Linked DNA regions of Homo sapiens: region 1 is linked to region 2. Evidence: read pairs that join two places in POLR2A ChIA-PET (ENCODE). Cell type or tissue: A673. All regions are shown on one strand. Links, peaks and the distances in the headings refer to the core of each region. The heading gives the core; the rest is flanking DNA.

Region 1 (5,380 bases), core at 115-5,114, 350 kb after region 2:
ACTGCTGAAGTGAGTATTTTTGCAAGGGTGTTGATCCTTGCTAAAACATTCTTCTCTTCTGTGTGTGTGTGTGTGTGTGTGTGTGTGTGTGTGTGTGTGTATGTATTTTAATTACCACCAGTGGCTCTAACTTGGACTTGTTTTGATTATTACTCAGAAAGTAAGGAACCCTGCTCATATCTTTGTCAAGACTTTCACAAGGAATTCTTAATTTTCCTTGTCTCAGAACACAGAAATTGACTTCCATTAGTCTTTTTTCAGAGGTAAATGTCGTATTATTTTTGTCCTGTTAATTCCTTTGGGGACTTTTTATTATTCTTCTGCATGAAAGATGTTAAATTTTTAAAGAGGTCTCAACAGAGAAAGTCACCTGTTAATTTTGCCACATAGGAAGCTCTGAATTCACATTTGATTTAGTGTTTATTTTTAAATTATTATTTTCCTTAAGTTCTTTCTTCCAAATGTCTGGATATAATGACCTCAGAGCCTAGAATTGGGACTTTGAACATCAGGTTTAAGTGCATTTAATCATGACTTGCTGTGTAACCACAGGCAAGTTAATCGGCCTCTCAAAACTACATTTCCTTAACTACAAAAAATGGGAATAGCAATATCTAGCTCTCTGATTGCATATACAACCATTATATTAATACATGGAAACTCTAGTATAATAAGTGGCATTTTGTGGGTGCTCATTAAAGATTTCCTGACTCCAAATTTAGAGTGTTGATTGCTTATAACCGTTTCAGTCTGTATACACTCTTGATTTTACTTGAATCTCACACGAGGGTGGTGGCTGGTGGGCAGGGTCCTGTGTCTCAGCTGGAGGGTAAGTGAAAGAGCAGCTAATGACTATCCAATAAGACTCATCAATGAAACTAACCAAGCCACACCAGATCTCAGTGGGAATTTTCCCCAAGTTGAATTGTTGGCTACAATTTGGGCTTATCATCTGTCAAATATGTTTTCCTGCATTACTTGCAATATGGTTTTTTAATGTATATAGTATCTTTTTAGTTTTCCTTTAGGACACATAATGAAACTCATCTTAACTAAATTAGCTCTATTTGTGCTTGTTCCTTTTTCCCTTTCCAAAATTTAAGCATTAAATTATAAGGCAACAGGTCAAGGAAAGAAAAAAGGGCAGGCACAAGAAATAGAGAAATAGAGAAATAGGCTGATGTCAAGGGTCCTGCTCTCAGCCCTGCCCTTCAGGACCTTTTGGGAAATACTAAGGCCCATGAGTGCAGGAGGTTATGATGTATTGATGTGGCAAAAAATAGTTAAGCATTTAGTGTACATACATCTCAAATTATGAGGGTAGGGATTTTGAAGAAAGAGAAGAGGAAATTTCTGCTCTTTAAAATCCTAAGATGCAAAGTACTGTGCAAAGGAAAACATTATCTTATTTTTAGAGGAATTAACATATAAAGCATGTATATAATGAAAGATAATAGAAACTGCCCTGTGTGGTGAAATAATCTTAAAGGTCATTATTTAATGCAAAAGCATCATCTGTTTCTGGGGTCAAGCTCAAAAGTTAAAAAGATTATCAGTATTCACAGATAATTCCTGACTACCCCAGATTTATTTTAATAGGAAAAGAAACTTCATTTACTTTTATCCATGCCTGGGAATCTCTACGCACAATAAGTAGCTACAGTTTCCAGAGTGCCCTGCTATCTTTGCATTCTGTTTCTTAATGATCATTTCAATTGGTTTCTGAATTAAAGAGCCATTCTCTTAAAAACAGTCACCACAAGGGACCTTGGTCTGGCATCCTTGTTATGTTGCAAGTCAGAATTGTGAGGACCAGGTGGGTTAATGACATGAGCTGCAATCCCCACAAATAATTCTTCTACTTTATCTACCAGAAAAACTCAGGAGAGTGCCTGAGTTCAGCAGAGAGTAGGCAATTATTGATGGGAACTTTACTGCAGAGCTAATCAAATATCAATCTTGGCTGTCCTGAAATTGATTCTGAAGGCAAAGAAAGGCTTTGTCACTGAAATGCAAGATTTGCAGAAAAAAATTCTCTCTTATCAATCCACATTTCCTGCTTTAGACCCTACAAATAGAAAATATTTTTGAAGGTTTTCTCACTGAAAACATATTTAAGTGATTACTGTGTGCAAGAGGAGTAAATGGTCATCCTCACAGCAACTATCTGAATAGTGTTCTATCATTTATCAAACACTTGCCTAGTTATTATATCATTTGATCCCTACAACAAACCAATAAGAAAGGTGAAGTGAATATTTTAAATCTTATTTTACAAAAGAGCAAATTGACAATGGCAGAGAAAACTGGCCGCCTGCCAAATCCATTCTTCTATTTAGTGAATACATCTTGATTTTTTGCCCTACTAAAAGAATGTTTCCCAGCCTCCTCTGAGGGTAGGTGTGGCCTATTATAGCTTTTACCAATGAGATATGAACTAAAGTGTTCCAAGTGACTTCTTGGAAATCTGCTTAAAGATAAGAGATATGCCATTTCTTTGGTTTGCTTTTCCCTTCATCCAGTTTTCTAGATCAGAGAAGTGATGACTGGAACATGGCAGGCACTGTGAGGACAAGGGCCACTTCATAGTAATAATGGAGTTGTAAGCTAGGAGGCATCTTGGTCTTTAAGAACTTTCTGGAGCCATCAGACATAGCAGCCTTAAACTGACCGCCTCTGTGCTTCTTTTATATGAGAGAAAAATTCATCCCTATCTTATGTTAGTTATTACTATTTTAAGTTGGTTTTATGCAGCTGAACCTAATCCTAATGCAAAGAAGTAACTTGCCTGACTTTATACAAACTCTATAGTTTGTAAGTGGCAGAACATCAAGTGCTAACATGCATGTCCATATTTCACACTCTGTCTCTGGCAGAATTTCAGAACCTTTTATAAGCTGCTTTTTAGTTTGTAAAGGAGCCAAGTCCTTCCTTTTTTTTTTTTTTTTTTTAAACACTTGAACACTCATGCAAAAGTAGCTGATCCCCAGGGAGGCTTCCTCCCTTTCCTCTTCCTCTAGAGTACTTTTGTACCTCTCAGGCTTTGAGTTAAATTATGGAATTTCCCATGGTTCAGTTCTCCCTAGACCATTTCATTTGTACCTATGGCTCTAACTACCATTGATAATCTTAATATTTTTAAATTTATATTTCCAGCCCAGAAGGCTCTTCTCATTGACACAGTTCTTACTAGCTGTGTAACACCAGCCAAGTTTTTAACTTCTCTGGGTCTTAAGTTACCACATCTGAAATATGGGGATAATAACAGCATCTGCTTCATGGGTTATTGTGAGAATTATATTATTTCATACAAAATAATATTTGGAAAAATATCTGAATTACTACTAGTCTCATCATGACTCTGCATCTCCAAATAACATTTCATAGGCACCTCATCTTCACTTTATCTAAAGTGAGTTATTCTTACCCTTAACTGGATCATTCTTCAGTAATGGCAATGCCAGTGATGTAATTGCTCAGAGAGAAACCAACGAGTTGTCCTTGATACCACCTTTTCCCTTATGGCCACCAGCTCTAACTCATCATCAAAACTGGTCAAAGGTAACTCTTAACTATTTGCCAACTCTTCCCACTTCTCTCTTCATGTAGACCAGTTATCCATATCATCAGTTTCTGTGTTCTGACTTTTGTTACTTGCCCTCAAGTCTTCCACACAGCAGCCAGGAACATCTCTTCTAAAGATGAATCAAAGCATGCCATGGTTCCTCTATGAATCCCCCAATGGGTCCTCCTTGCTCTTAACGCCCTGGAGTCTGCCCATCAGCTTAGAAGGACATGTTCTGTCCCATCTCCAATCACTCACTGGCTCCAATTCTACTCCTCACTCTAGTCTTCAAACACAAGAAACCCATCATTTCTGCCTCAAGGCCATTCGGTCTGCCTGGCTAATTAATTAGCCAGTCACTGATGCATGCTAGTTTCCTCTGTAAAAGACAATGCTGCACCCTTATCTGTCCATCTTCCTTTTTAATATAACCCAGACTGTGCTCCAACACTTAGCTTCTTCACCAGACCATGAGCTTCCTAGAGGTTGATCCCACCCAAGCTCTAGTGGGTGGATCTCTGGTTAGGGATTGGTTAACAGGTAGGTTAATGGGGAGTTTGGGGGGGTGCCTGTAGGTAGTGAGGCTTCTAAGAATGGCTTTCTCACACTTAGAGAGAGATACCTATTCTGTATCTCTAAGTCCTACTTCTGCCTCTGATCACTATGGTGTCAGGATGTGAGGCCTGAACTATTGTAGCCACCTTGCAACTGGCCTGAGGATAGAGTCCTGAAGCAAAGGTGGGCAGAGCAGAGAATCATGGGGTAATCAGGCCTGGAGCCTGCCTCATTGATACATTTGCTATATAAGATAATAAATGACCTTACTTTTTGGGCCAAGATGCAGGAGAACTTCTGTGACAGCAGCCAAAATCATCCTAATTGATATGACCCTACCCTCCATGTTTGCTATGGAGGGCAAGGACCGTTTATGACACATAGGAAGTAACCAGTGATTATTTTTTGAATGGATAAATGAATGAATGTTTCTCAGAGAAAGGATAGGCTCTGGTTTCAGTATGTATATTTCCCATCTCCTGGAATATTCATGGTTAGGACAAACCACTGTAGTTAAGATTTATCCTTTATTTACTTACAGGCAGAGCCATGGCTGGAGGTAGGGCTGTGGAATAAGAGACAGCATCTACCTCCAAACCACAGGTAAGAAATACCATGTGGAGAATTTTCTCGCATGACAGGGTAAGATTAGAGGCTACCACGTTTCCTTAGAAATTTGTCTTGGTTGTAAGTTTATCTCGAGTTTGAACTGAGGCTGTTGTTTCAAGGTGACCATTGGCTTTTCACATGAGTTTGTCCCATATGCCACAAGAGGATTTGCTAATTTTGGTCATATTTGACATATTATTGAAGAGTGACATCACAACTTAAGCTCTATTTGTATTTAATACTGTAAAAAGATAATGACCCCTATGTTCAACCATGACAGATTGATTAAATGAACAACCATTTAATGCGTGTCTATGCAGCCATTAAAAATTATAAACAGCTCTCATTATTGACATGAAAAATTGCTATAGTTTGTTGCTTAGTTTTGCCAAATATTATGTATAATTCTATTTTTCTACAAGAATGGCTTACTTGCCTATCTTCATATCTATTTATGCATAGGGATAGGATTTGGAAGAAGAAACTCAGCTGACAGTGGTTCTATTTGGGTGATAAAGTTATAGACAATTTTAAGCTTCTCTATAATTTTCTTTTCTTCAGTCTTTTTTTTTTTGGAATGCGGGGGTGGATTTAATCCCATCACTGTCAGCGACTAGCCATATGCTAAGCCTCAGTAGCCACCTTTGTATA
Region 2 (5,380 bases), core at 114-5,113:
TGGCATCTGTCCAACCTCTAAGCCAACCAGCCCATGACACAGCAGTATCTGAATTTCTGGCTAATTCATGAATCTCTATTGTATTGCAAGAAAGGAAAAACAAGATCCCCTTATCAGAGGCAAGGGAATGATATATGAGTTTTATCGGGTGGTTTATAGGCTCTTTATCATGGATCCAGTGCCTCTTGGGAGATGGCCATGCCAAGGCCATGGCTGTCATGCTGATGGATGTGCCATTCCTTGTTTAATCCAGCCTGTCCCTCCCTCCTGAAACCTTAGCCCCCATTTCCCATCTAAGGGACATTGTGAGGGCAATTTTTTCATTTTTAAATACAAATTTTAATTTTATCTATGTATTTTTGAACTGGCAATGTAGTCACCTTGTTCAAAATTAAAAGAAGCCTGGGCAACATAGCAAAGCCACTGTCTCTACGAGAAAAAAGAAAGAAACCTAGCCAGGCACAGTGGCTCACACCTGTAATCCCAATACTTTGAGAGGCTAAAGTCGGGGGATTCCTTGAGGCCAAGAGTTCAAGACCAGCCAGGGAAACACAGTGAGACCCTATCTCTACAAAATTTTTTAAAAATTAGCCAGGTATGAAAGGCCGGGCATGGTGGCTCACGCCTGTAATCCCAGCACTTTGGGAGGCCCAGGCTGGTGGATCAGTTGAGGTCAGGAGTTCAAGACCAGCCTGGCCAATATGGTGAAACGCCATCTCTACTAAAAATACAAAAATTAGCCGGGCATGGTGGCACGTGCCTGTAATCCCAGCTACTTGGGAAGCTGAGACAGGAGAATCACTTGAACCCAGGAGGTGGAGGTTGCAGTGAGCTGAGATCATGCCACTGCACTCCACCCTGAGCAACAGAGCGAGACTGTCTCAAAAAAAAAAATTAGCCAAGTATGGTAGCATGCACCTGTAGTCCCAGTTACTTGGGAGGCTGAGGCAGAAGGATTGCTTGGGCCCAGGAGTTTGAGGCTGCAGTGAGCTATGATCACCTCACTGCACTCCAGCCTGGGCAAAAGAGCAAGACCTCGTCTCAAAAAAAAAAAAAAAAAAAAAAAAAATTCAAAGGGTACAAAAGCAGATATGCTGAAAAGCTCCTTCCATCCTTCCCCCCGCCAGACACCCGTTCTCCTGCCCAGAGACGACCAAAGTTATCAGTGTTCCTTCCGAGAGATATTCTACATAAATTCAAGCAAATATATATTTATTCTTTTTTCTGTACAGATGATAGTATACCATGCACATTCTTCTGCATCTTGCCTGTTTTTGTCTAACTTGTCATATAATACATGAAGAACTTTCTCATTTTTTCATCTGAAGTACAAATTTTATATAAAATTATGAAAAAGATAATGTGTGACTAACAACAAGGTACATCTTTTTAAATGAGTCTATTTATCAGTTAGCTAGCTTGCACAATAACTGTACATTATTTAAGACATTGGCCAAGGAGCCAGGCACAGTGGCTCACGCCTGTAATCCCAGCACTTTGGGAGGCCGAGGTGGGTGGATCACAAGGTCAGGAGATCGAGACCATCCTGACTAACATGGTGAAACCCGTCTCTACTAAAAATACAAAAAATTAGCCGGGCGTGGTGGTGGGCGCCTGTAGTCCCACCTCCTCGGGAGGCTGAGGCAGGAGAGTGGCCGAACCCGGGAGGCGGAGCTTGCAGTGAGCCGAGATCGCACCACTGTACTCCAGCCTGGGCGGCAGAGCGAAACTCCGTCTCAAAAAAAAAAAAAAAAAGAAAAGAAAAAAGAAATTGGCCAAGGAAAATAATGTACTATTTTGTAGAGTCCATATCAACTGAATAGGTAACAACTCCCTCTCTGAAAAAACAGTTGTTTGTAATCAATGATTTTTTTAAAAATTAAAAACTCAAGCACTGGTTGGCACTATTGAAAAGAAATAGTTCAGCAAGTTTTGTTATCACCAGACTTGAGAAATGAGAGGAGGAGACTCTGTTTTCAGGAACCCCTGTTATGGTACCGTGATGGAGAGCTCTACAGGAGCTGCGCTGTTGCTGTGTCTGCAGGGTCTCTCTGGACTGGCCGGTGGTCCTTTCTACAAGGATGGCAAGCAGGGGAAGGGGCATGACTATAAAGGCTTCTGTCCCATCTTCTTACTTCTTTCCTTTTTTTTTTTTTTTTTTTTTTTTGGTGGTTGTTTTTGAGATGGGGTCTCGCTCTGTTCCTCAAGCTAGAGTGCAGTGGCATGATCTCCACCCACTGCAACCTCTGCCTCTCGGGTTCAAGTGATTCTCCTCCCTCAGCCTCCTGAGTAGCTGGGATTACAGGCATGCACTAGCACGCCCAGCTAATTTTTGTATTTTTAGTAGAAACGGAGTTTCAGCATGTTGCCCAGGCTGGTCTTGAAATCCTGACCTCAAGTGATCCACCCACCTTGACCTCCCAAAGTGCTGGGATTACAGACATGAGCCACCACACCCAGCCCTTTTTCTTCTTTCGATAAGGTCTCACTCTGTTGCCCAGGGTGGAATGCAATGGCACAGTCATAGCTCACTGCAACCTTGAAGTCCTGGGCTCAAGCAATCCTCCTGCCTCAGCCCCCCAAGTGGCTGGGGTTACAGGCACATGTCACCATGCCTGGCTAATTTTTAATTTTTTTTTTTTTGTAGGGACAGCATCTTGCTATGTTGCCCAGGCTGGCTTCAAACTCCTGGCCTCAAGCGATCCTCCCGCCTTGGCCTCTCAAAATGCTGGGATTATAGGTGTGAGTCATTGCACCTAGCCCTTCTTATTTCTCTTCTTCTCTGGAAATCTTCCTGACTTCTTTGTTTCTACCTACCTGGCTCATCTGCTTACCCCCTCTCTCACAATATGAAATGACAAGAGTCAGTTATCTGAGAGGATCTGCAGCAGCAGCTACAGGCCAGCTCCTGCAGGCTCTCTCTCCATCAGGGTACAGCAACAGGGTCTGCTGAAGACAGGCTCCTCCTCTCTCATTTCTCCAGTGTAGTGATACAAAAACTTGCTGAAATATTTGAAATACCAAAACTCTTTTCAATACTGCCAACCAGTGCTTGAGTTTTTAAATTAAAAAAAAAAGTAATTAAGAACAACTTTTTATTTTTTGGTGGAGGAGTCGTTACCTATTCAAAACACACTGACCAGAGGAAACAGATTTTCTTTTTTCTCTTTTCTTTTTTTTTTTTTTTTTTTTGAGATAGGGTCTGGCTTTGTCACCCAGACTGGCATGCAGTGCAACCTCTGCCTCCCGTGCTCAAGTGATCCTCCCGTCTCAGCCTCCCAAGTAGCTGGGACCACAGGTGCACACCATCACACCTGGCTAATTTTCATATTTTTTTAGTAGAGGTGGCATCTTGTTGTGTCGCCCAGGCTGGTCTCGAACTGCTGGGCCAAGGGATCTGTCCACCTCAGCCTCCTGAGCTGGGATTACAGGCATGAGCCACTGCACCCAGCCTAGGAAGCAGCTCTTAGTGTGGCAACAGGGAGTGGGCTGTCTCCTCGTGTCTACCAGAGTAGTCCCTGGTCTACAAATTTCAGAACCTTGAGTAGTTCCCTGCTATGCCATGGGCAGGCCTGTTCACCAACTGTCTACTACAAGTAACTGTTTATCAACTGTTTTAAAGAATAACCCACAACAGCCATTGGTAACAACAACAAAATGACCATCGGTAGAATTGATTGAACATGGACTGTGTCCCAGACCCTGTGCTAAGCTCTCAAGATGGTTCTCACCACTCCAATGAAGTCGATACCCTTATATCCCCATTTAACAGATGAGGAAATTGAGGATTAGGGAGATTAAGTTACTTGTCCAGATACGTGGTAGAGCTTTGAGGTCAGACTCAGCCCTTGGTCTGGCTCGCCTGCTGGCATCCTTTCCCAATATTCTCTACTGAAGCTTTCTTTTCTCTTTTTGAAAAGAAAAAATGGAGTTGTTACCTATTCAATTGATATGGACTCTACGAAATAGTACATTATTTTCCTTGGCCAATTTCTTTTCTCTTTCTTTTTTTTTTTTTTTTTTTGTTTGTTTGTTTTTGAGATGGAGTCTCGCTCTGTCGCCCAGGCTAGAGTGCAGTGGCACAATCTCAGCTCACTGCAACCTTCACCTCCCAGGTTCAAGCGATTCTCCTGCCTCAGCCTCCCGAGTAGCTGGGATTACAGGCGCCCACCACTGCGCCCAGCTAATTTTTATATTTTTAATAGAGACGGGGTTTTGCCATGTTGGCCAGGCTGGTTTCAAATGGCCAATTTCTTAAATAATGTATAGCTGTTTTGGTAGCTAGCTAGCACCGTCAGATAATTCCAGCCACGGTTACTGGAATTGAAGTCCATTTCTCACCTTCTACCTTCACTCAAACAAAAAAATCGAATGTTCACCATCCACTGTGAAATAACCAATCATATCCTTGAAAATCTTAATTAAGTGTCCTGTGAAACTTTCCTTCTCTGGGCTTCTTTCTTCCTTTCCCTGTTACGCTAACTTCAAGCAACAGAGGTTTATTGGAGATGGTCTTTGCGCTGGGCCAGTAGGGGACACCAAGAAATAGATATTCCTGGTTGTGCTCAAGGGTTTCAGCAGCTGGTTAAAAACCGCTGAGCTAGTGTTTATTCGGCACTTCCTGTGCCAGGCACTGTGCTAAGTAGCTTGCATGCATTGCCTCATGCAGCCCTCATAACAACCTTTTGAGGTAGATACTGTTATTATCCTTCCTTCCTTCCTTCCTTCCTTCCTTCCTTCCTTCCTTCCTTCCTTTCTCTCTCTCTCTCTCTCTTTCTCTCTCTCTTCCTGTCTTTCTTTCTTTTTTTTTTTTTCACAGGGTCTCACTGTCACCAGGCTGGAGTATAGTGGTGCTAGCATGGCTCACTACAGCCTCAGACTCCTAGGCTGAAGCAATCCTCCTGCCTCAGCCTCCCTAGTCACTGGGACTACAGGCATGCACCACCACATCTGGCTAATTTTTTAATTTTTTGGTAGAGATGAGGTTTCGCTGTGTTGCCCAGGTTGGTCTCAAACTCCTGGGTTCAAGGAATCCTCCTACCTCCACTTCCAGAGTTGCTAGGACTGCAGGTGCATGCCACAGCACCCGGCTATTTTTTGTATTTTTTTTAGAGACAGGGTCTCACTATGTTGCCCAGGCAGGTCTCGAACTCCTGGGTTTAAGTGATCCTCCTGCCTCGGCCTCCCAAAGTGCTGGGATTACAGGCCTGAGCCACCATGCCCAGCCCCTGTTTTATATAAACAACAACAACAACAACAAAATGGAAGCCCAGAAGGTTTGGAGGAACTACCTCACTGTAATAGAGTTTACAAGTAGTTGGGACCTCAATATTCCACAGGAAAATATGCCTAAGAATTCCAGATGTCATATGATTAAGGC

Evidence for each region. Peaks named below come from ENCODE experiments on the same cell type or tissue, not always from the same donor. Only the 100,000 strongest peaks of a DNase experiment are listed, where the experiment ranks them.
Region 1: POLR2A ChIA-PET joins it to region 2 with 8 read pairs; 1 of 35 experiments calls an interaction of 5 or more read pairs at or near these places.

The regions. Positions count from the first base shown.
Region 1 is chr6:13,036,060-13,041,439 of GRCh38, reverse strand. The region is part of intron 4 of PHACTR1 (phosphatase and actin regulator 1); the gene reads right to left. Among named protein-coding and RNA genes, the nearest start is that of TBC1D7, 290 kb to the left of the region's middle. In A673, for the core only: no CTCF peak of the experiment used is centred there; a DNase peak (open chromatin) is centred at 2,939; H3K27ac peaks cover 400 bases.
Region 2 is chr6:13,390,156-13,395,535 of GRCh38, reverse strand. The region is part of intron 1 of GFOD1 (Gfo/Idh/MocA-like oxidoreductase domain containing 1); the gene reads left to right. Among named protein-coding and RNA genes, the nearest start is that of TBC1D7-LOC100130357, 64 kb to the right of the region's middle. In A673, for the core only: no CTCF peak of the experiment used is centred there; a DNase peak (open chromatin) is centred at 4,615; H3K27ac peaks cover 1,174 bases.